3 separate regions of the Homo sapiens genome follow, and all the other regions are linked to region 1. The links are chromatin loops, found by intact Hi-C in ENCODE. Cell type or tissue: endothelial cell of umbilical vein. All regions are shown on one strand. Region 1 overlaps KALRN (kalirin RhoGEF kinase). Region 2 overlaps KALRN (kalirin RhoGEF kinase). Region 3 overlaps KALRN (kalirin RhoGEF kinase).

Region 1 (8,000 bases):
TTTGTAGTTTTCTAAATAGCTGAAAATCTACCTACCAGTTACAATATATAGTTCTAAGAAATCCTTTTAAAAAATCAAATTAAACCATAGAGAATCTCGCATGCTGTAAATCGAGGAATAAATCCAACTATCAAGAACACAGCTACCCAGCACATATTATCGAGTTAGAATATTATGAAGAAAGAAAAAGAAAATAACAACTAGCCTCTCAACAACCAGAGAAGATGCCACAAAAATTAAGTTCTTGTCTTTTCATAGAAGCATCTTTCTATCCTCCCTAACAACCTCTTTACCTCTTGATTATATAGTTTGTAAGCCCACAGCTATTTAGAAACAGCAAACAAGAATCAAGAACTTGAGTGAGTAGTGGGATACCAGCAGCTGTCTAAAGAAGACAAACTGCAAAAACAGTAGGCAATAGAACCAAAAAAAAAAAAAAAAAAACCTCATAGTGGTCAAGGGCTACTCAGTATTGGTGCAAACCATTCTGTATCCCACCATAGGGCCCAATACAGCCACTGTGTTACAGCATAGCATACTTAATATTAGCAGTAACCCTGAGTCATGAATATGTTCCGCACTAAAGGCAAATAACTGTACTGCATTTAGAAAGCTATTGACCAAAAATAAATTAATGGTTTAATTATCTGCAATTTAAGGAAATATCTAAGAAAATCAAGCTTCATATTAATTTCCTACAGGATCTGTGGGCTGTCTTTACTGTACTCATAATGTATGCTTTCTGCTTGTGTCCTACAAATTTTGATTAATGAAGAAAACATAACACCTCTAAAATCTCTAGTAAATAAGAGATAGAATGGCAGTTAGCCAACTTAGAAAATGCAGGAATTGTAAACTCTAAGGGACAGCTTAGAGGGGAGAACATCTTTCACTGCATAATCAGGTACCTGGCACATAAGTAAACATTGAGTAAATATTTGTTTGGTAGGTGAATGCATGGATGAACAAACTGAAGATAAAATTACTATTTGCAGACTTATGGCTAATACCATTCAAGTCATAATTTAATCTTTTGTTTGTAAAAGTCTCAAGACAGAGAAAACCATTAGGTATGATTTTTTCCCCATCACTACAAGAACCATCTGGAAGAGCAAAATAACTTAATTTCTACATGAAGGAGTTTCTTGGAAGCTTCTTACTGGCTGGACCATGCAGTTGTCCTAATACTTATTTATTCTTCAGAAATACTTGTCCGAAATTGTCACTTCTGAATATGAAAAAAAATCAAAGGATGCTTTTTAACCCCAATTGTTTGTATTATTCCAAAGTTGCAATTAAGCATTGTCTAACGGAAACATGCTCCTCTCATTTCTAGTGCATAGCTCAGGTTATCTGCCTGTAATCCAGAGAGAGCCTATGGGAGGGAGAGCAGGAGGAAGGAATATTGGGAGATTGAGAGATTGAGAGAGAAAGGGATTGAGATTGACACGACCTTGCTAACTTAATTAGCTAAGTCACTAGAAAATTAGCACCTAGACCAAGGGTTATGTGGTGAATACATATCTTAACTAGATAGTATTGATCTGTCTAAATGGTGTCACTTTGAAAAATTGCAACCAGGATTAGTTCTCTCTCTTGCTCTGTGTGTGTGTGTGTGTGTGTGTGTGTGTGTGTGTGTGTGTGTCTGTGATCTGTCTGTCTCAAGGACCTTTGTCTTTATAGGTATTGAATGGGGAAATTCCCCAGCACCAAAACTTCTTTAAAGAACAGTTTAATATGTAGAATTTAATACCTGCAAACATTGGCTTTAACACAAACCGGAGACTGAAGTGGAATGATACTTCGTTTTGCCCTCCACTCTCCCCATTTTGCACTACTTCTCTTTCCTACAGAAATAACTATATAATCATGAAATTTACTTATCTACACAAGACTTAGACCTATTTTGATTGCATTTTATAAGCATTCCTGGAGCACTCAGACAGGAGAATATATTCCATTAGTAGATCCCTAGACAGTAATGATTTTGTTAATGCAGTCTTCCCATTTTGCCTAGCATACAACTTGTAATTCAAGAAAATAATTTGTTTTCAGCTTGCTGTTATTAGATTTGCAACTTTGCTGTGGACAGCTTTTTGTTTAAAATGCTCATCACCTTCTGTTAAATCTGAACTTCTTCCTTTTTGGTTTTTTGGAGATAGGGTCATATGTGAGTCTGAGCAATAACATTTTCATAAAATCTCTACTCCCAGCGCTCAGAGGGTCCTCTCAACCATCAAGTACAACCCTCTCCATGTACAGACAAGGAGACAATCCCAGAGGAGTCGTTACTTGCCCAGTGTGCGCCCCTCCCCTTTCCTTAAAAGTGAGGATTTAGATTCCAGGGCTTGGTCTCCCACTTCAGCACTCTCTCCCCTTCTCTCACTCCCTAGACCACCAATGGTGGCTGCCACATCTGGCTGGTTTAATTCATAGTGAAACAGCTTCCATGTGGATCTTAGAATTTGATGAATATTTCTACCCATTTCTCCCAGAGCTATGTCATTCTTGTGCCACACCCCTACAACAATTACCTGAAATAAATCAGTTTTCAGCAAGGTCTAGATTTTCAAATTAGGGACCAACCACCAAGGTTAGATGCCCCTTCTGCACACTCCCTCCCTCCAGGCTTGGCTGGAAGCTATTAGATTTGGCCTTGGCCACCAGCCACTGCCCTCCCAACCTGGTGTTCCCTGCTCCGAAGGAGCAGGACCAGAGATGTGTGAGGTTGAACTGGGAGCACTGACCAGGCCAGGGTCAGCCAGGAGCAGTGAGGGGTGAGCAGCAGGGGTAAAATCGAGGCTGGGGAATTTAGGGAAGGGCACCCCAATGAGCGACTGAACCACAGCCACATTTCAGTCAACTTCCCAGAGTTCCTCCCTTGGGCCAAAGGTGGCTAGATTGGAGATGAAGCTGGTACCCTGTGATTGAACCCAGCCTCTGCCCTCTGGGTTCTGAGAATGACATATCTGTCTGCAATAAGGGTGGAGGTGGGCACAAGTGGAGCACAAAGAAAATAGCCTCAGTTGGAGAGTAGGAAAGGCCTCATGGAGAAGGGGGCATTTGAGATATAATTTAAATAAGGGGTGGGATTTTTACAGGCAGGGATGGCTTCCTTGATGATGGAATAAAGTTTGAACAAAGGCCCTGCAAGGGAGAAAAGTGGTGAAGTCTAGCAGGGAGGTTGAGAGAGGCAATAGGGGGTTTGGGAGTGGGGCTCCATCCTGGGTCATGGGAAGCAGAGAGAGGTCTCATTGTCGCACTCCCAGGTAGGCTGGGTCTTCTCACATCCATGTCTGTAAGACGAGGAAAAGAAAGGAGAGGTGGTGGGCAGAGATAGTGCAATTCAGAAATGTAGGGAGAGACAAAAGGAAAGGAGGAGAGAGAGCTAGGTGGATAGAGGATAAGTGAGAAAACCATGAAGTGGACAGATAATAAGGAGAAAGGAAGAGATAGAGAAGGAGAGAAGCAGGAGAGCCAGAGGGAGGCAATGACGGTGGGAGGGTGGATAGGTAGGTAGGGTAGGTAGTCAGGCAGGTAGGTAGGTAGGTAGATCCATCTGCGGAAAGAGGCCCTAGGGAAAGGGGAGGGGATGAGGAGAAGGAGATCGAGGGAAAGAGATGGATAAAGACCTAGACCTTCCCAGAGCTACCATCCTGTTGAGGGAGAATGAGCAAGGTGGTGTTTTTCAAACCATTTTTATCATGAACCAAAGAAAAAGACTGTACATTATGCCCTGATATACGCATGCATATATGCTATATATAACAGGGAAGTTAAATTTTGAAAAACACCTGCATTATGTGTGATGCACTGTGGTATTTTGTGTTAGGCTCTATTTCTTCCTCCTCCTCTTTTTTAAAATTCTGGTTGCCACCCATAAATTGATTTTACAACCCCTTGAAACACAAGGGGGGGGTTGATCCATGGCTGCACGGCAGAGCGCTAGCTCCACCAGGTGGTGAGAGAAGGGATGTGCAGTTCAGGCCACTGGGGAAAGGCCGCCCTGTCAGGCTGCTGCTACCTTTTCCTCCCTCTTTGCCCCTCCTACCCCTTCCCAACACACACACCCTTGCTTAAAATGTGCATGTTCTATGCTTTCTAAGCTTCTTCCCCCACTCCAAATGCCTTTGGTGTTAGTGGTTTCTCACGTATGGAAAATCATAGAATTATCAAATATAAAAGCCCGAAAGAAATCGTTAAAGATAATCTAGTTCTCCCTTGCTCTATAGAAACTGAAACTTACAAAGGTTTATGATCTGCCCAAACCAAAATTAGTGACACAGCCAAAGAATCCAGCTGTCATTTTCTTAATAGTCAAATGTTAAGGAAAGAGGAAGGGGAAGGCCTGTTGTGATTTTTCTTTGGTCCCCAAACGCACACTTGAAGAGGTAACTTGCAGAACCCATCAGAGGAGCCCTATACAAATGTAGCTGTGGTCTTGTTACTGTTGTTTGTGTTTTCAGTAAGCTATCAACATTGGGGCTGATTATAGACGTTAGGGAATACCCAAAACAAGACAAAGTCTAAACACTTCGTTTGGATGTGTCAAAGTAATGTTAATTTTTGTTTTACACACTAACTTCTTAGCATCCATGCCTGGTTGCTAAACACCACCTTATTGGAGATGAGTAACATTAAGCATAAGATTAATCTTTTGTATTTTATTTTAACATTAAACTTGGTATATATCTATGCAAATAACTTTATTCATCTGATCACACAAATTAGACAAAGTTAGAAGATATTGGCAAAAACATATTCAACAGGTAACCATGCAGCAAGGTAAATTTTGCTGCTTGTGGTTGGAGGCTGAGAGTGTGATGTGCTGAATGGGCGTCCAGCCCTGCAGACCTTTCCTCTTCATCCCTAACCTGAGCTAAAGTGTCAAGTGTGAAATGAAGGGACAAAGCCAGGTGCTTCTCATGGCTCAGCCTGGGTGATCCAACTGTGCTGGAACTGTTACATGAAAAATCCAGCACCTTTCCCTGAGTGTACATGACCCTCCATTAGTTTAATACCTGCTCCAGTATGCTAACCGGCTATCTTAGCCCCTATGGTCTAGAGCCTCTTATGTTCTAGGCTCTGAATCTGCCTGGTCATTAATGGATTCTTTAGAAATAATCTCTAGCTCTACTTGCATGAAGGCAGTTACCCAGCCTTGCTTTGAAAAGAAGGCAATGTCCTGGACTTCCTATAAATACATGAACCTCACACCTTTCTCCCCACCCCATTTCCGACTTAATTTTTAAATGTATGCTCCACGTTGTTCCTCTTTTTCCCGTTGCCACAACAGGCCCCTTCCCCTATCACCACCTCTGGCGTTCCAACAAGCAAATGCACATTGACATACAAGGTCATCAAATAGTTATTTCCATTTAGATGCAGACTGCACCCTTGATGTAAAGTCTGTTTGCTGACAAGATTGTGCGCTCCTTAATGAAGGATACACTTCCCCAGAAGCAGTGAGATTTTAGACCAAATTCATCTTCAGAGAGAATAACAGAACCAGTCCAGTACCTTTGAAATAGTGCTGTTTCTATCATATTTAATGACAAAACTCAGAAAGCTTTCTGTTAATAAATGCCAGCAGTTTCATTTCCCAGGATTGTGTACAAAGCCAAAAGGAAGCATTTTCCTCATAAAGTAACTGCATAATATATTAAATTATAATAATTTAATAGAGTAATGGCATTGCCTTGATCTTGACATTTCTTTAAAAGTTTTATTCCTTTCTGAAAGAACCCCAGACATTCACACAAATGACTTGCTTTGCTCATTCCTTCACAATTTATTACATGTAATTATTGGAGTAGTGAGGGCCAAATTGCTGCTATAGAACAGCTAAGGTGAAATGTTTCATCATTTGTGAAGAGAGTTGTGAGCTGTTTTGCTTTAATTTGAATTCATCATGTCTATTTGAAGTAAGTAGAATAATATGGATCAGACTTACATAATCTGTCATCTTCATAAGCTTCCAATTAAGAAGTAAAACAGAGTTTAATATTGCCACTTACTTTCAACATTTACATTGAGATGGTAATGAATATCTTATTCAAACTTATCAATTGGTATGCCTGGCACAAGCTGAATAGGTTTTTTAAAAAAAAAAATGTTCTTAGCTTTCTCCCCCTAAATTAAATCCTATAGAGCCGATGTAGGATTTGCCATCTGGAAGCATCCTGGAATCTAGGACAGTTGCCTTTAAATGCTCATCTATGGACTGGATGTGTGGGAATTACCCAGGAAGCATTTCTAAACAATGCATTTGCTCAGATAGTAACCCCAGAAGGCAATGTACAACCAGGTGTGGGACCGCTAACTAGAGTTTTCCAAGAGTGTTCCTTGAGACAAAGTCTGATACTCGCCCCAAAAGTGCTGCAAGCACAAAGAAGTTTGAGAAGCACTGCATATTGTATTTACTTCAGAGGTTTATAGTGTAACTCAACATATTATAGGATTTTGGAAGTTCTTCAGCAAAAAAAACCACCTTAGCCCAACATTTCCCAAACAAGGTGACCTTGGAATCTAAATGTTACATAATAACCAATCAAGATTTTCCCAGGATATGGTTTAGGAGAAAGTAACCTGCTGCAGATTTTTCAGCAAGGGCTTGGTAGGGAGTTCCCCCTAAATATAAGTCTCCAGGAGTGGGGAAGAGGGTCAGATACATGTTTACCAAAGAGAATATGAGTTTATTAAGATTGAGAAGCACTGATCATGAAGAACTACTGTTTATTTAGTGTCTACTGTGTGCCAGGCACTGGGTTGGGTTCTTTTTACCTGTGGATTTATTAAATCCTTACAAGCACCCCCACAAAGTTTTATTATTATTATTATTATTATTATTATTATTATTATTATTATTTGAGATGGAGTTTCACTCGTGTTGCCCAGGCTAGAGTGCAATGGCGCGATCTCAGCTCACTGCAACCCTCCGCCTCCCAGGTTCAAGCGATTCTCCTGCCTCAGCCTCCTGAGTAGCTGGGCTTACAGGCGCCCACCACCACGCCTGGCTAATTTTTTGTATTTTTAATAGAGACGGGGTTTCATCATGTTGGCTAAGCTTGAACTCCTGACCTCAGGTGATCTGCCCACCTCAGCAAAGTTGTTATTTAAAGATGAGGAGGATGAAGCTTTGGAAGACCCTTTCACAACTGTGACCAAGTGTGAATGCTGATTCTTTAACTTGTGCTCAGTTGTGGGAGGGGAAGAAAGTCAGACCTGGGGGTAGGCAGATGGGTGAGCTAGTGGTAACTGCTGTTAAAACCTTCATTTTCCAGCACTTTGGGAGGCCGAGGTGGGCGGATCACGAGGTCAGGAGATCAAGACCATCCTGGCTAACATGGTGAAACCGTGTCTCTACTAAGAAAAAGACAAAAAAATTAGCCAGGCGTGGTGGCGGGCGCTTGCAGTCCCAGCTACTCGGGAGGCTGAGGCAGGAGAATGGCGTGAACCTGGGAGGCAGAGCTTGCAGTGAACAGAGACTGCGCCACTGCACTCCAGCCTGAGTGACAGAGTGAGACTCCGTCTCAAAAAAAAAAAAAAAAAACAACCTTCATTTTACAGAAAGGCATTCCTCATGAAAATTATATGCTGTGCATTTAATTCTGGTTATAGTATTTTTGCTTCCTGAGGATTTTCAAATTGTGCATCTTCCCATAGGTTTTTGGTAGCTGCTATCACAAAAGTCAGGGTGTTGCTCTATTGAAATTGATCAGATTTTAAATAAAATTGCCAGCACTGTCTTTCTATCAATGATCAATTCTTTAGACATAATTATCATTGTTTACTTCAAATTAAAGTGACCAGGCCAATTATCCTTGGGTCATAAGTCAAGGAATGGCTCTCCCTGAGTCATCATGGGTATCCTTGCCACTTCTGACACAATAAAACAATTTTTTATCCTGTGTGGAATGTCCTGATCCAGGCTGTTTTACCATTTCTTTGGCTACTCTTAAGGGAGAAGGGCCCAGGCTGGGCACGGTGGCTCATGCCTG
Region 2 (8,000 bases), 92 kb after region 1:
CTCATCTTAAAAATGAGGAAATTTAGGTATGAAGAAGGGAAGGGGTTTGCTGAGTGTCATACATGGGTAAAACCTGCACCAGCACCAAGGCCTCCTGATTCCCACTCCTGCATTCTTCCCACTATTAATTACTATGCAATTCACAAGACCTGCAAGACCAGGGGACCATGGTGCTCATTTACACACCATGGGAAACAACTAAACCAAACAGCTCCTTCAGTTGCAGTTAGTAGAAGCCACAGTTCCAGCAAGCAAAGATAAAGTAAATTGTAAGCTTTAGCCTCTTAATTGGACCTGGCAGCTCCATGGGCTTCCAACATACAAACTGATGAAATCCCAGAGCTCCACGACAATGTTCCTAAATGCCCAGACATTGCTTTACACATTTGCTAAAAAAAAAATTATAATCAATTCAAGATAAAAGCACAGCACTAAGCTCTTTTAATGGAACCTAGTTTCTGGAGAAGCCTTCAGAGTTTTATAGTAGGGCGAGGACAGAAGTTTAGTAGAGGAAGGATTTGAAGCAGCTATACTAAAGCATCATCAGCAATTTGGGGCTTTCCTGAAGCTTCTATAGTGGCCCTAGAGCAAAATTGGAAACTGTCTATCCGCTCCCCCATTTCTCCCCTCAAAGTGTTACACCTCCTTGAAATATTTGCATTTTTCCCCATTACCTTTGTTGATTTGTTTTAGAGATTGTTATTGTTGATGTTATCATTACTTTCATTATAAAGCAGCACTTATGTGAGAAACACTGGGCAATACTGGAGATCAGAAAGCCAGAGGGAAAATTACCCAGAGTGCACCACCCAACAATACCAGTGTTAACATTTCAACGAATTTTCCTTCTGTTTCCTATGAATAGGGTTGCTAAGTTGTTGATGATGTTCACACAGTTATATATACAACTGTACGTCTTGTCCTCTTAAAAAATTTTTTACTTTATATAAGTATTTAAGCTATTACAAAGCTTTATAAATAATCTAATGGCTGCATAATTAATTACTCACTTAGTAGATATATCATAATTATTTAACCATTCCCTTCCTGTTAGGTTTTTTAAGTAATTTCAACTTCCATGTTAGATTCAAGGGTTACACATGCAGTTTTGTCACCTAGGTATATTGTGTGATGCTGAGGTTTTGGGTACAAATGATCCCGTCACCTAGATAGTGAGCATAGTACCCAATAGGTAGCTTTTTAACCCTCATCCACTTCCCACTGGGTAGATTTTTATATTTTAGTATTGGGGCAGGGGGGCGGTGATGTTATTGTTGTAAAATTTTCTTCATTTGAAAAAATGCTATTATGAGCATTTTCATGCTTAAAGTACAGCTGCATGTCACTTGTGTGGTGCATCTCATCTTTTTGCATTTGGAAGGGAATCATAGTCTGGTTTGAGGTGTTTCATGTTAAGGGACATTACCTAATTAAATGAAATCACTTTCTGATGGAGGAATTCCAGGCATTAGCAGCAGGTGCAGGGAGTGTTGAGGGGAGGAGAGAAAGACAGTTTTTGCACAGGAGTTGGCAGGACTTCACGGTGCCCTTGAAACTGTGCCAAGTAGATATGCTCCAGCTTTACATTTTTTGCCAGCCAGCTCTGGCCTCCTGTGAGGCTGTTCATATGTAGATGTTAATTCATGTGAACTTGGTGCCTAAGGCTGGCTAAGAGTTGTGGAGGAATCAGATGATCAGATGGAAGAAGTTGCAGGGCAGGCAGCCAGGGGAGGAAGAGGAGGTCGGACTTATCTGATGGGCGCTCTTGGGCACAGCTCCCCCTCTGTCAAGAGTATCAGATCCAAGTGCTCTGCAAGGCAGTGTCAGAAGTCAGTATTCACAGTTAGAAGGCTCAGTTGGCAAGTATTGAGGGCAGGTATCAGATTCTGGGGTAAGGGGGCTTCTTCACATGGAAGCTTCCTGGAAAGCAATGCGGAATGAAGAGGCAAGAGTGAATCCTCATTTTGCATAAGGGATTCCTCGGTCCCACCATGTCTTTGTTTTTATCATAACAGGAAAAGTATGTGCTGATTTGAGGGAGGTCTGAGTCACCTTCCCTAGTGAGCCTCAGGGTCAGTTCTTCTAGTTAGGGCAAAACTCCATGAAGATTACTTTAAAAAAAAGGATTCACTTACATAATAATGTATATGCATATATACAGTTGATACAGTCTGTTACCAAACAACATGCCATCAAAATTGATGTTTAAAATTTCTTCTGTACTCCTTTCCTCCCAAATTTAAATAATAATTCACTAATACCGCCAGAATTTTTTTTTTTCTTTGAGAGGGAGTCTCACTGTGACTCCCAGGCTGGAGTGCAATGGCATGATCTCGGCTCACTGCAACCTCTGCTTCCCAGGTTTGTGCAATTCTCCTGCCTCAGCCTCCTGAGTAGCTGGGAATACAGGTGTGCACCACCACACCTGGCTAATTTTTTGTATTTTTATTAGAAACAGGGTTTCAACATGTTGGCCAGGCTGGTCTGGAACTCCTGACCTCAAGTGATCCACCGCCCTCGGCCTCCCGAAATGCTGGGATTACAGTCACGAGCCACTGCGCCCAGCCCAGAACTTATTTTTTAGACAATCATTTAGCTCTCTCTGCTTAAGGCACTATCCTAGGTGCTTTAATACTATCTCATTTAATCTTCACAACAAGCTGTGAAGTAGATACTGTCATTATCCCCATTTGACAGATGAAGAAATTGAGACAAAGAGGTGAAGTAACTTGCTCCTGGTCACACAGTTGGTGAGGAGCTGCAGAGCCCATGCCCTAAACGAGGCTATGCTGCCTTGGAGAATGGAGCAGAGACACAGAGGTGCACAAATGGAAGCTCTGAAATGACAACAGGAGAATTCTTCAGGGGTCCTGTCCTCACTCTCTGGATGCCATTGGGAAACCATCACAGAATAACTGTGTCTTTTCCATAACATGAGGAAGCTCAAAGGGACAATCTAGCTCACACAGTTTATACAAGAAGGAGGTTCAGTTAATCCCCAAATATTAATCATGTAAAAATAGACCTAAATGAAAATGATCATTTCTGGTGAACGTGAGAACTTTGAAAATGCAGATGGAGTTACAAAGAGTGGTTACGAAATGTCCCTTATGTATGTAGCGGTCCATGCTGGAAAGAAGCCAGCACAGCTATCACTGTGGAGCTGGAGGAAAGTGAGGACAGGAGGAGCTCCTTCTGCCCCTCTGGGAAGCATTGCGGAGGGTGAAGGAGGCCGTGTCCACCCAGGGATTGGTCAGCAGGGGAACAGGCCCCACTGGGAATGGCCAGGACCCAGAAAGGAGAGAGACTGGGAAAGTAAGGACAAGGAGTTGGATGGTGACTCAGCAGCAGGCACTTGGAGGGAAGCCAGGCAGACAATTAGCATCAAGAAGGCTTAGCAGGCCTTAGGCAGGGTTCTAGGGAATTAGGCAGAGAAAATATCTGAGAGCTCCTGGGAAGGGGGCCAAGACTTAGGCATGAAAGGCCAGACAGGGACTCGCTGCTGGAGTGGGAGCATACAGTGAGGGGAGTAAGATGAGAGAAGATTCCAGAAGCAGGGGTACAAGATCAGAGAAGAATCAAAAACATAACCTGAATGCATGCCGAGATTCTGTGCTGCCTACTCAGCTCCCAGCATCTCCCTGAGTAGGAATAACTTTGGTCTTAGAATCTTACCCTACAGCATCCCTGGAGGAGAGGATGGGAGGGACTGTTGCAGGAGCAGCTCTGCCTGACCCCTCAAACCATTTCCCCAGCACCCTCCCTTGTTGGCCATTCTTTGGAATTCGCTTCTTGCCAGGGTAGGGACCTGGTGTAGTATATCTTTTTGATCAAGCCATTGAGGTGAAGTGAACCAGGATATTCATCATCTATTTGAACCATAATGGCTTTTGGGCTGTATCTAAAGCTTGAGCCCGGTTGTCTACAACGTGTGAGCATGGAAGAAATTGCCCATTGATCTTGTTTCCACTTCTTCCTTTGGCTGGACTAGGCAGCCTACAGGAGGCAAACACTGCCATCTAGTGGCGTATCTAGGCTTCTCGCCAGGAACTGTGTCTTGAATTGTAGAGAGACAGAAGCCTGATTTTTATCCTCTCCCGTCCAGCCCATGGGTCTGATTGTAACCCACCCTAGAGGGAAGTGGGTCTTGTATCTGGGTGCCATGCTGGGCTGTTTGCAACTAGAGCTTCAGGCCCCTTCTGCTCTAACAGTCTGCAAAAGGACTACACTCATCCCTGGATTCAACCATGTTGCCCTGAAAGGGCTGCAAGTTGCATCCCCAGCTATGTGTGAGCTTGGCCTCAAGAAGCAACCCTGAGCCCCTGGCGTGGTCGCAGAGGAGCAGCTCTACTGAGGTGCAGAAGCTCAGTGATAGAGAGTCTCTCAGTTAGAAAGAATTTCAGTCATCTAGGCCGGCATTCTACAGAGTCCATTAGCGAGGTGGAATCAAATTAGTGGGATGTCAACAGCAATAGAGAAAAACATAAAATAGAATGTCAGAGTGGAGCTTGTGTTTCAGTGATAAATCTATTCACATGTAGTGTTCCCTGGTCAAAATATGAAGTGTATTTCTTACAGAGCACTTTGGAATCTGAATCCCAGCACTTTGGGAGACTGAAGCGGGAGGATCAGTTGAGCCCAGGAGTTCAAGAAAAACATAGTGAGACCATGTCGCTACAAAAATAAAAATAAAAATTAGCTGAGTGTGGTGGTACACACCTGTACCACCTACTGGGTACACACCGGTCCCAGCTACTCAGCAGGCTGAGGTGGGAGGATCACTTGAGCCAGAGAGGTAGAAACTGCAGTGAGCCAAGATTGCACCACTGCATTCCAGCCTGGGTTTCAGAATGAGACCCTGTCTGGGGGCAGTGGAAGGCATTCCCAGGCCCTAACCCAGGCCTACTGAATCATGATGTGTGATTGAGGGGTGGAGCAAGAGAAGGAACTGCTAGGGAATCTCCATTTTATTAGCTCTCCACATGATTTTTATGTATACTCAATGCCTAACCACTGATATTGACATTTCTGAGCTTGAATTTCCTGATGTATGAGATGGAGATGATAGTACCACCTGGTTATTGTGAGGACCAAGTAGATAATTAATGCAAAGGTATTTTGCTAACTGTAAAAGTACTCTAGAGATTTGAGGTGTTTCCATCCCACAAAATCCTTCTCTCTGTGATGTTTTTAAGGAGGATAGCACCAGGAGAGTGGGGGAGTGAAGACTGCATTTAATGGGACCAGGAGAGTTAAATGGAAAAATATTTTCTTCTGTCTCCTTCCACCTTCTACCTTCTACCTTCTGTCCTGCAGATTTCCTGATCTGATCCCAATGGCAGTCCTATGGGGACGTGGTTAGCACAGACTCCCTGCCCTGTAACTGGTGGTGATGCATATTGCCAACATCAGTCTGATGCATTATTTTAACCGTTTCAAGCCCCCTCTGATATCGAAGTCCCTTTAGTGTAAATCTCTCACAGTCCTGAATGCTGAGCTTTTGGTCCTGGTGGGACTGTTAATTATCTACTCACTGTGGCGTTCACTGTGTATGCCACTGGGCAGAAGCTTCCCAGAATGTGTGTGAAATGGCTACACAACATATTTGGACAAGTGCACTAATATGGCCACTGGTGCAGAAAATTTGGGCCCTGAAGGCTTAAATCAGAGATGCACAGACTGAAGTCGAATTCCTGGAGGTGGTGCAAGGACTTTGCCTCCAAACTGCTTTTGGGGTGAACTTTAGAGGATAACAGGCTACCAAGCTGGGCCTCAGCCTCCTCATTCCTTCCGTTCCCTACCTGTCACTCTGCCTCTAAGTGCAGCTGCTCTTCCAAGAGGGAGACTGTACTTAGTTCTATGAGACAAACTAATAACCGAATGGATTCTCATGGAAATATGAAGCCAGAAGAAAGGGGGGAAGTGGGGCCAAATCCCCAAGGTGAAAAAGTGAGAAGTCTCAGCATTCAGCCAGTAGGGGTTGTTCCTGTCAACCCCTTTTATTGCTTCTGCCCCAGGATCAGTGAATTAGGAAGATGCCAGTGTGGAGACAAGCCAGCATGGAGCATGAGGGCTGGGCGTATGCTCCTAAGTAAGAAGTGGCCCGTCTTCCCTTCTGATTCTTCCTCCTGGTCCCCAGTGCCTGAGCCTTTGAGGCTATTCCCCTCCCAGACAGACATTGCTTTACTTCTGCCTTTGAATTGAAGCCCCATTCTTTTTGTAGTCCTCGTAGCCTCGATTTTAGGCTGATGGCTCCAGTAAGGGGTGGGGATGGGAGGTGTTGCAGGGGTTAGAAGGAAGGAAGGCTGTCTCTTCCATTATTCCCTATCATCTAGTGAGAATCTAATGGGAGGGGTGAGTTAGAATAGATGCCCATACAATAGGAGTCTGAGGGTGGTAGTCAGGGCAGGGACAGGGCACAGGGTAGAACCCTTGGAAGGAGTAAAGGGGCATATAGGGAAGGGGTTTAACGGCACAATTAGCTGAAGCTTGGCAAAGGAATAATGAGCTCTAACGAAGTAAGAGGAATTAGAATCAAAGCCCTGGTTCTGGGCAGGCTTCAGACTGTGGCTACAGCTAGAAAGCCTGAGTGATTGAATAGCACTGTGCTAATTACATTTTTTTCTTGTTTTCTTTCCTGTTCTCAACTCTCCTTTTCATCTTCTGCCATCTCTCTGCCCTAAACACCATTTTTCCTCTTTATTCCCCTTCTCTTCCTCCTTACCTCTGCTCTCACACATCCTTCGTCCCCTCTCACCAACCCTCTCCCATATTTCTCCCCCCTTCCTCCATGCCCTCCTGTTCTACTCCCTCCACCACCACCCTCCAAAGCTCTCTGGTGGATGTGAGCTGACAGTGGTCCTCCAGGACTTCAGTGCGGGCCACAGCAGTGAGCTGACCATCCAGGTGGGGCAGACGGTAGAGCTGCTGGAGCGGCCCAGCGAGCGGCCTGGTTGGTGTCTGGTCCGTACCACCGAACGGAGCCCGCCCTTGGAGGGTCTGGTCCCCAGCAGCGCCCTGTGCATCTCACACTCCCGAAGCAGCGTGGAGATGGACTGCTTCTTCCCCTTGGTGAAAGGTAGGAGAACAGAGCGGGTGGGAGGCACAGACCAAGGAGGCCATGAGCGCTGGCCTGACTCTAGCTGAAGACCACCATGGAAGTGACCTGTCTCACAGACCCATTTTTACCCTGTGGGGTTTCTTTGGGACCTGACTGTGAAGAGAATGGGTTGGGAACTTGGAGAGGAAGAGCTCCCGAGTAACTGTGTGTGACTTTGGGAAAGTCATTTAGCCTTCCTGAGTCAGTTTCATCTTGGAAATGAAGGTTGAATTAAGTAACCTCCAAGATCTCTTCCAGTTTTCCCATCATATCACACTACATTCGGGAAAGTCCTCTTCTACCTTTGGCCAAATATGGTTTAGACTCATCCTTTCTCCACTGACCCACTCCCGCTCCACAGCAACTTCTGGCTCTCTGACCCCCGACCAAGTACTCACATGCTGACCTGGAGACACCAGGCACACCCAGGGAGGAGCCACAGCTGAGTCAGATCTGATCCTTCCCTCAGCCCAGCCAGGCTTTGAGGTCCATGACTCCTTTATGTGCCTTCAACAGATAAAGTATTCTAGCCTTGGCTTTTATTGTATGTAAGCTCTGTGTTCCCTTCACATGCCTGTTTACTCACTTTTTCTCATGCCAGGGAGACTAAACTCCTCATGACAGTGTTTCTTTAGGGGTGGTCTCTGGATTAGTAATATCAGCATGCCCTGGGAACCTGTTAGAAATGCAGGTGCCAGCCTGGGCAACTTAGTGAGACCCTGTCTCTACAAAAATTTAAAAATGCAAGGCGGCACATACCTGTAGTCCCAGCTACTTGGGAGGCTGAGGCAGGAGAATCACTTGAACCCGAGAGGCTGAGGTTGCCATGAGGCTGCAGCAAGCCAAGATTGTGCCACTGCACTCCAGCCTGGGCAACAGAGCGAGACTCTGTCTCAAAAAA
Region 3 (8,000 bases), 54 kb before region 1:
TAGCCAAACACTGGAAACAACCCAATAATTCATTAGGAGGAGAATGGATAAACACACTGTGGCCTATATGTACAATGATACTCTACTCAGCTGTAGCAAGGAATGAACTAAACATACACACAGCAGCGTGGATGAATCTTGATACAACATGTTGAACAAAAGCCAGATGTTTAAAAAAAAATTCTGTAAGATTTCATTCATATTAAATTCTAGAATAGGCAAAACTACATCTATGATGATAGAAATCAGAAATTGGTGCCTAGTTGTGGGTTGGGAAGGGGAGGGATGGATTGGAAGGGGGCACAAGCAGGTTCTCTAGAGTGATGGAAAGGCTCTATAGTTTATTTTTGGCGATGACTACATGGGTGTATAAAATTGTCAAGACTCAGAACTGAATGCTTAAAATATGTGTATTTTGTATGTAAATTATACTTCAGTTTTTAACATACAGTAACGAAAAAGGCCTAGTTCTATAAAAACTGTAAAAGCCTATGTATACTTTAAATTATGCTTTTTTTTTTTTTTTTTTTTTTTTTTTTAAGAAACAGGGTCTCTATCACCCAAGCTGGAGTGCAGTAGCATAATAATAGTGCACTACAACCTTGAACTCCTGGGCTCAAGTGATTCTCCTGCCTCAGCCTCCCAAGTTGCAAGGACAACAGGTGCATGCCACCATGCCTAGCTAATGTATTATTATTTGCTTTGGAGAGACAGGTTCTCACTGCGTTGACCAGGCTGGTCTTGAACTCCTGGCCTCAAGTGATCCTCCCGCCTTGGCCTCCCAAATCACTGGGATTATAGGCACAAGCCACTGCACCCAGGCTAAATTATCTTTTTAAATAATCTATTTTAGCCTCATCAGTCTAACCCCTTTCTTGAGTTAGAGAATGAAGTACTTTTCAAAGATGGGGCTTTAACAAAAACCTACTTTGCCTGCCAACCCAGTGGCTCCCAGATCCCCCAAGGATGCCCCACAATAAGTAATACTGGGTTTTCCTGCTGAGCTCAGCAGTTCTCTAAATTGACCTGAAAAGATGTGGGGTGTGAAGTGAGAACCTAGGGCAGTGAGAGTGATATTTTCAATTTCCCCATTTCTGCTTCAAAGAGAGAAAGTACAATTTAATCTGTTTCTATTTTGCTTGAAGAAAGGTCTTGTTGTTAGACAAAAAAAATGAAATCCTGTGACCCAGACAGCAGCCCCTTGTGAGGGGCTGCTTGGCTTTCCCATCCCAGTGTGTGTACCCCAGCATGGAATATAAGAGCACCGCTCCCACTTGCTTCAATCCATCGTCTGTCTCCCTGTGTCCCTGATGCTCCTGGAGCAGCAGTTTTTGATAACTTGGAAGGTTATGCCATGTGGGAGCTGGCATGAGACCCAGCATCATGAAAACCACTCAACTAAGGCTCTGGGATATATGCTTAGATGGCCTGGGCCATCCTGGAAATGTGTGACCTGGAGTGACACTTTCGTCTCCTGAGAAAAGAGGATGACAGTACACATGCTGTCGCCTTCAAGGGGTGTCATCGGGGTAGCATGAGATAGCAGATCTGAAAATCACTTTTAAAAACTTTTAATTTTGATTCACACAAGTGGAATTATCTAGTTCAGTACTTCTGACTTCCTAGTCTGTGGATGATTGCAGAGATTGTAAAGGAAGTGTAGGATTTAGTCTCGATTTGCAGAAAACTGAGAGTAGACCCAGTGAAGTCATGTGAGTTAAGGTGTAGAGAAATGAACAATTAGCAAGCTGCTATTAAGGCAATGTTTGCATTCATTACATGCTTTAGTATTCATTAGAATCATTAATGCCTTTCAATTGATTAAATCTGCTTGAATTCCTGGAGGTATGCTACACATTTATACTTTGTTTAGTCACTATTTTTAGGTGTCAACCTTTGTAATAGAAGGACAGAATGTTGCACAATAGAACACAGGAACCAGAGCAGGACCCTTGGGTTTGATGGACACCAGCTCTTTAACTGATTGTGTAACTTTGGGCCATTCACCAGGTTTTTCTAGCCCTCAGTTTCTGTTTTTGAAATACTACTTAATTTCTGAGGACCTCTTTAGTTATGAAAATTGTAACAGCAACAACTGTGGGATGGTAGACAAAGTCTTTGCAGTTAGTAGAAGAACTTTATCCCTCTCTGGCAGGGTAAATAACCCCATCTGTCTGTGTGAGGGTCAACTTCCTCTCCTAGAATATGGACCTGGAGATCTCCACCATGCCTGCCTCATTGAGTTATTGTGAGGATTGAACATCAAGGAGTATGCAAAAACTTTATAAGCCATAATTCATAATATGAATGTTTGCTGCTGTTCCTTTGCTGTTGCTATAGGCATTGAAACACTAGAGAGCACTCTTGGAGCCATGTATACAAGAGTGCATGGCAATGTTGCTTAAATAGTCTAAGGGTTGAAGAATTCCAAAGCAGAGACTTAACTGAGGGGTGGATTCATGAATAAGGCTTGGAATTGTGAGCCTTAACCTAACAATCTCTCGTGGACCTGGTGAGCCTGTGCTGATGACAGTGGTTCCCTCACAGGTGACAGCAGAGCTAGACGCCTGGAATGAAGACTTGCTTCGGCAGATGAATGACTTCAACACAGAGGACCTAACCCTGGCAGAACAGCGGCTGCAGCGCCACACAGAACGGAAGCTAGCCATGAACAACATGACCTTTGAGGTTATCCAGCAGGGACAGGATCTGCACCAGTACATCACGGAGGTCCAGGCATCAGGTGGGTGACCTCGCTCATTCTCCTGGCAGAGGAGATGATGAAAACAAGCATACCATCTAGCCTGCAAGGAGCAGTGCCACATCGTTTATTCATTTTATTCCTACAGATACAAAGAATAGAGATTTTTACCCACATTTTTTTTAAAAGAAAGGAAACGAGGCCAGGTGTGGTGGTTCATGCCAGTAATCCCAGCATTTTGGAAGGCTGAGGTGAGTGGATCATTTGAGGTCAGGAGTTCGAGAGCAGCCTGGCCAACATGGTGAAACCCCTTCTCTACTAAAAATACAAAAATTATCCAGGTGTGGGGGCAGATGCCTATAATCCCAGCTACTCAGGAGGCTGAGGCAGGAGAATCGCTTCAACCTGGGAGATGGAGACTGCAGTGAGCTGAGACCATGCGACTGCACTCCAGCCTGGGCAAGAGTCAGATGAAAAAAAAAAGAAAAGAAACGGAAGCCATGAGAGCTGGAATAGTGCCCAAGGTTGCCCAGTTAGGCTGTGCTGAAGTTGGGAATAGGGCCAGGGTTTCCTGGTCTGCAGACAGAGTGAGAGAATCAATGATGGCAATCAGCACAGATTCCTTTAAAAAATGGTAGCCTGGAAAAACAAACCAGAAGCAGTCAGACATTCATATGGATTGTATACACATGTGTAGTTGTTTCCTCTTCTGCTCCCGATCCCTGCTGCCAGCACGCATTCTCCAGCCCTATCCTCTACTCCTAAGCTATCTCCTTGTCTCCGGTTCCTGTTTCTCAGTCTCCTCAATTGTTAATCACTGGTCTTTGGGTGAGTATAAACAGTGATGATAAAAATTTATGACAAGATCATATAATTTTATAACTTCTCAGAAAAACACGGCTGAGTTACTCAGATTTAACTTCTTTTCCTGCTCAAGATTTATTCAAAATTTATCTAACAAATGAGTGAGCCCTTACTATTATACTTCCCACTCCCCAAGTCATCCTTTGATGTTAGAAGGAGAGAGCACCATGGTGATCTTGAGGACCGCTGGTTGAGAAGAAAAGAAGTCACATGGCTGGTCACATCTCAAGGGAGTGCTAGAGCCCAGATCTCTACCTTCCGACCCACTCCACTGCCCTCCTACCGGGGTCCTTGTTGGCTCAGGTTCCTCAGTCTCCAACACGAGGTAGACAGGAGCTAAGGCCATCAACTATAAAACGCAGTTGGGCCATGTCCCTGCTTATCCTGAAGGATATGGAAATCCTGAGATTGTCAGGGGGACCTTAGCAGTCATACTGAACTTTAAAGTACTGTGTTTCTTTCGATGACCTGAAAGAGTAAAGACCAGCATTCAAAGGGACTTCACTCCTGACCAGAGGAGAGACAGTCTAGTAAATTCTGTTCACTTTTGTCAGCATAGTCTGTCCTTGAATTTTCATCTGTGCTGTGAACAGACTGCCTCTGAGACCCAGGCCTGTTTCACAGGTGTGCAGCTGAAACCCAGGCCTATTCACAGGTATGCAGCTAGTGCTCTGTGTAGTCCCAGGAAGGGCTACTCACCTTGCAGTCTGTCTGGGGACTTTTTTTTTAAATGACAGTGCCCAGGCCCCATGCCCTGATATTCTGATTTAACTACCTCTAAATGGAACTTGGGCAACAGCAAAAAGCTCCTCGGGTGATTCAACTGTGTGGCCAGGGCCAAGAACCACTGCTTTTATTCGTGATAATTAAATCACAACATCTGACATCTCTGGAATGACCTAGGACAGTGGCTTTCAAAATGTGATCCCCATGTCAGCAGCATTAGCATCACCTGAGGATGTGTTTGAAATGCGAGTTCAAGGGCTCATACCTGAACTCATTACATCAGAATCCCATAACATACATGTTTGCTGCGGTTCCTTTGCAGTTGCTATAGGCATTGAAACAGTGCATACTCTTAAAGCCCTGTACACAAGAGTACGTGGCAATGTTGCTTCAATAGTCTAAGGGTCAAAGAATTCCAAAGCAGAGACTGATCTGAGAGGTGGATTCATGAATAAGGCAGTGTTGCTTAAATAGTCTAAGGGTGAGCAGAGTGTGGCCCAGCAATCTGTGGTTCAATTAGCCCTCCAGGTGATTTTGTGCACCACTGACCCAACATGTTGCTACTCAGTGTGGGCCCTGGGCCCAGCAGCACCAGCATCACTTGGGAGCAGATTAGGAATGCAAAATTGCTGGCCTTATCCCAGACTTGTGAATCTGAATGTAGATGTTAACAAAATCTCCAGGTAAATGGTGTGTACATTAAAATCTGGGAGTCAGTGTTCTAGGACACAGACTGTACCTTATTAGGGAAGTAGGGGAAACTGTAATCCTTTCTCTGTGATTGGGAATCTTACCTGGACTCGGGATTTAGCCCCATGGCCTGCCCTCATGGTACTTACTGTAGCTGTCTATGCAGCTACGACTGGGAACCATAAGAGAATGCACACACACCATCTAGCAGAGAGATGGACAGAGAAGCTATGCAGGGATGCTCACCCTTCATCTCTCATGGTAGATGTGTCCAGCAGGAAAAGGAGGCTTGTCTGCCTGGAAACCTGCAGCACTTACTACCGGGGTGCTGATGTGACCCTGGGCAAGCCAACGTCTGTCCCAAGAGCCAAGTATCCATAGTAACAGAAAGACAACTGGGAGTTGAAAGTCCCTGAGGACTGCTTATGACTGAGGTGGGCTGTGCTTGGTGTCCACCTAAACTATGAGGGCTGAGTGGGGTGAAAACACCCCAGGCAGATGGGCTGCCCACCCCCACAATATCCTGTTCTAGAAATGAGCTTTGTCAAAAGAGGTTTGGCCTCTTCAGTGCCTCTTACTGAGGCTGGCTGTTCTCCTGCTCCTACCACAGCTAGCTGTTTAGTCTGGCATAGCCCATGAGGCTTTTAAGAGAATGAATCCAGGGGTTTTAGGAATGCTCACTCCCTGTCTATGGCTGAATGCCTGGTTCTGCAGGGGAGGCATCTAACTTACTTCTGGGCTTAGGGAAATGGAGGGTAGATTCACAGCAGAGCTGGAGGGTGGGGATGGGGTAAGGGGTGAGCCCAGGTGGGCCTTATCCCCCAATGGCTGAGGAATGTAAGACTTCAGAGACACAGGACTGAGGCAATAAATGGCTTGGGGATTTATAGTCTTTGTTTAATGGACTGTATTTGGACTAAAGGTAAAATAAACTGTAGTCTTAGAAAAAGGACAATTAGCAATATTAAAACTTTTGTTGGTATTTAGTCCATGCTAAATAAGGGCTTATGCTTTGATTTTACAGTAGCAAATGGAACTAGGGAATTTTTATATGCTTCTTTTCAAGTGTGAAGTTTATAATATTGAGCCAGGCTCTACTAAATCCCTCTGGTGTGCCTACAACTCTAACCAAAGTAAAAGCCTTTGCTTAACTTAACATCAGGCTCAGGAATAGAGTAAACAGGAGCAATTTCTTAATTTGCTCATTGTTCTTTCCTCACAATGGAATCATCTATTTGAGCCTCAAGTTGGGAGATGGTAGGTTTTGCTGAAAGAAGTTGAGAGAAACATGCTGGCTGAATTCAAGGTCCAGTTCCACCACCAACTAGCAGTCTGATTTTGGAAGTCCCTTTTCTTTCTCTTTAGACTTTAGTTTCTTCTTCTGTCTACTGTGGCACGCCTTGATTCCTAAGGTTCCCTCCAGTTCTCACTTTCCGTAATTCAGCCTAGCTGCCCTCATCGGCCAGGCCATACTTCTTCTCTCCCATGAAATCTGACCGTGCGACTGTTACACTTGACTTTAGGAATAAGACAAGAGCAACGTACCCTATGGATATGTTGTTTTTGTGATTTACACAACGCGTTAAGTTCTCTCTTTATACAAGGTTTGTAAATGAGAAATCTCTGGAGTTTGTGGCCATGATACTTAAAATTTACCTTGCCTGAGAAGAACCCAACCCCAACGTTTAAAAATAAATAAATTCTTAAAATAAATCAAGTTTTGTGAGGATCACTCTTCTCCTTGAGCATAAAGGCTAGAATACAAAAGAGGAAATCCTGGGTTGAAATCCCGGCCACATGTCTTAGGACCTGAGTGTCCTTGTACATGTTCGCCTGTCTCTCTAAGCCTTGCCTTCCTCTGAAAAGTAGTGATCATCAGAATCCTTACCACATAGGGTCATGTGAGGATGAAGTGGGATAACATGGGAGGATGGAAAGGGTTCAGTGAAGCTTGGCAACTAGTATATTTTGTACTCCTATTCTAGCACATGCTGCATTCTGTTGAAGTTATTTGTATTCCTGTAGTTTTTCCAGCAGCATGAAGGAACAAATTCTTTCTTCCCTCTTTACATTCCCAGCATCTAGCAGAGCCAGTGTCTTGTGCCTAGCAAGTTCTCAATAGTAGTGTTTGCTGAATTAATCGAGAATGAACATCAGTGTGGGTGGAACAGATGTAGGTAAAAATAATGGAGCACAAATAATTTTACTAGTGTCAAAAAGGAAAGAAAAAAAATCTGTGGGCTTTTTATTTTTATTTTTTTTTCAAAATGAAAGCTACTCTGGGGTGAATAGGAATGTGGATCTGAGGGGCTGAGACGAAGGGAAGAAGAAACCTTGATGTAGAACAATGGTTCTTAACCTGTCGGTAGATTGAGAATCACCTGGGAACTTCTTAAAAATACCAATGTCTGGGCTCCATCCCTCAGGGAGGCTTAGTTAATTGGTCTGGAGTGGACCCAGATTTTTTTTAACTTCCCAGGTGATTTTAAGGTACAACCAGGGTTGAGAACACTGATCTAAAAACCTCATTAAAGGACTTTGTGATTTCTGAACTGAGTGTTAGGTAGAGGGAGTGACACAGACAGAGGAATGGAGAGGGGAGAAGAAAAGAAAAGAGAAAAGATGTTCTGTATCTGAGGCTGATACCAATATTTAAAGAACACAAACAGTTTTTTAAAACATGTTACAAGTATGGGCAGCATAGCCAGAAATATCTAAATCTTACTCTAGACCACAGTCACCTCTCTCCTTGAGGAAATTAAAGTGGTACCCTCATCTGGTAACAAAGGAAAGCAAACTAACGCTTATTATTGTTAGCTGTGGCTTTTAGCCCTAAAGAAACACCAGTGCAGAGCATTCTGCTGAGTGTAGCAGAAGGAATATCTCTGTTTCCTGTACTGTCTTTTCCAGTGGTTCATAATCTTGGTTGCATGTTGGAATCACACCTGGAGCTTTAAGACTTACTAATGGTCGGGTCCCAGCCGCAGAGATTCTGGTGATATTGGTCTGGGGTGTGGTT

The links. Hi-C counts contacts between places; a loop is a spot of excess contacts. Peaks named below come from ENCODE experiments on the same cell type or tissue, not always from the same donor. Only the 100,000 strongest peaks of a DNase experiment are listed, where the experiment ranks them.
Region 2: it touches region 1 in a loop (6-fold over the local background); 6 of 110 quality-filtered maps call a loop at or near these places.
Region 3: it touches region 1 in a loop (2.1-fold over the local background); 4 of 110 quality-filtered maps call a loop at or near these places.

What each region holds. Positions count from the first base shown.
Region 1 is chr3:124,464,433-124,472,432 of GRCh38, forward strand. All of the region lies in intron 25 of KALRN (kalirin RhoGEF kinase), which reads left to right. Among named protein-coding and RNA genes, the nearest start is that of MIR6083, 94 kb to the left of the region's middle. In endothelial cell of umbilical vein, a CTCF peak has its summit at 3,958; a DNase peak (open chromatin) is centred at 3,919; H3K27me3 peaks cover 155 bases.
Region 2 is chr3:124,556,012-124,564,011 of GRCh38, forward strand. KALRN (kalirin RhoGEF kinase) reads left to right here. Exons shown (of 60, transcript NM_001388419.1): 34 at 6,832-7,078. All of the region lies in intron 2 of LOC105374076 (a long non-coding RNA gene), which reads right to left. Among named protein-coding and RNA genes, the nearest start is that of UMPS, 170 kb to the right of the region's middle. In endothelial cell of umbilical vein, a CTCF peak has its summit at 4,028 (motif pointing left); DNase peaks (open chromatin) are centred at 1,870, 3,340 and 3,980; H3K27ac peaks cover 950 bases; H3K27me3 peaks cover 1,014 bases.
Region 3 is chr3:124,410,923-124,418,922 of GRCh38, forward strand. It overlaps KALRN (kalirin RhoGEF kinase), which reads left to right. Exons shown (of 60, transcript NM_001388419.1): 14 at 2,548-2,743. Among named protein-coding and RNA genes, the nearest start is that of MIR6083, 41 kb to the left of the region's middle. In endothelial cell of umbilical vein, no CTCF peak of the experiment used is centred here; DNase peaks (open chromatin) are centred at 2,659 and 3,259; H3K27ac peaks cover 563 bases.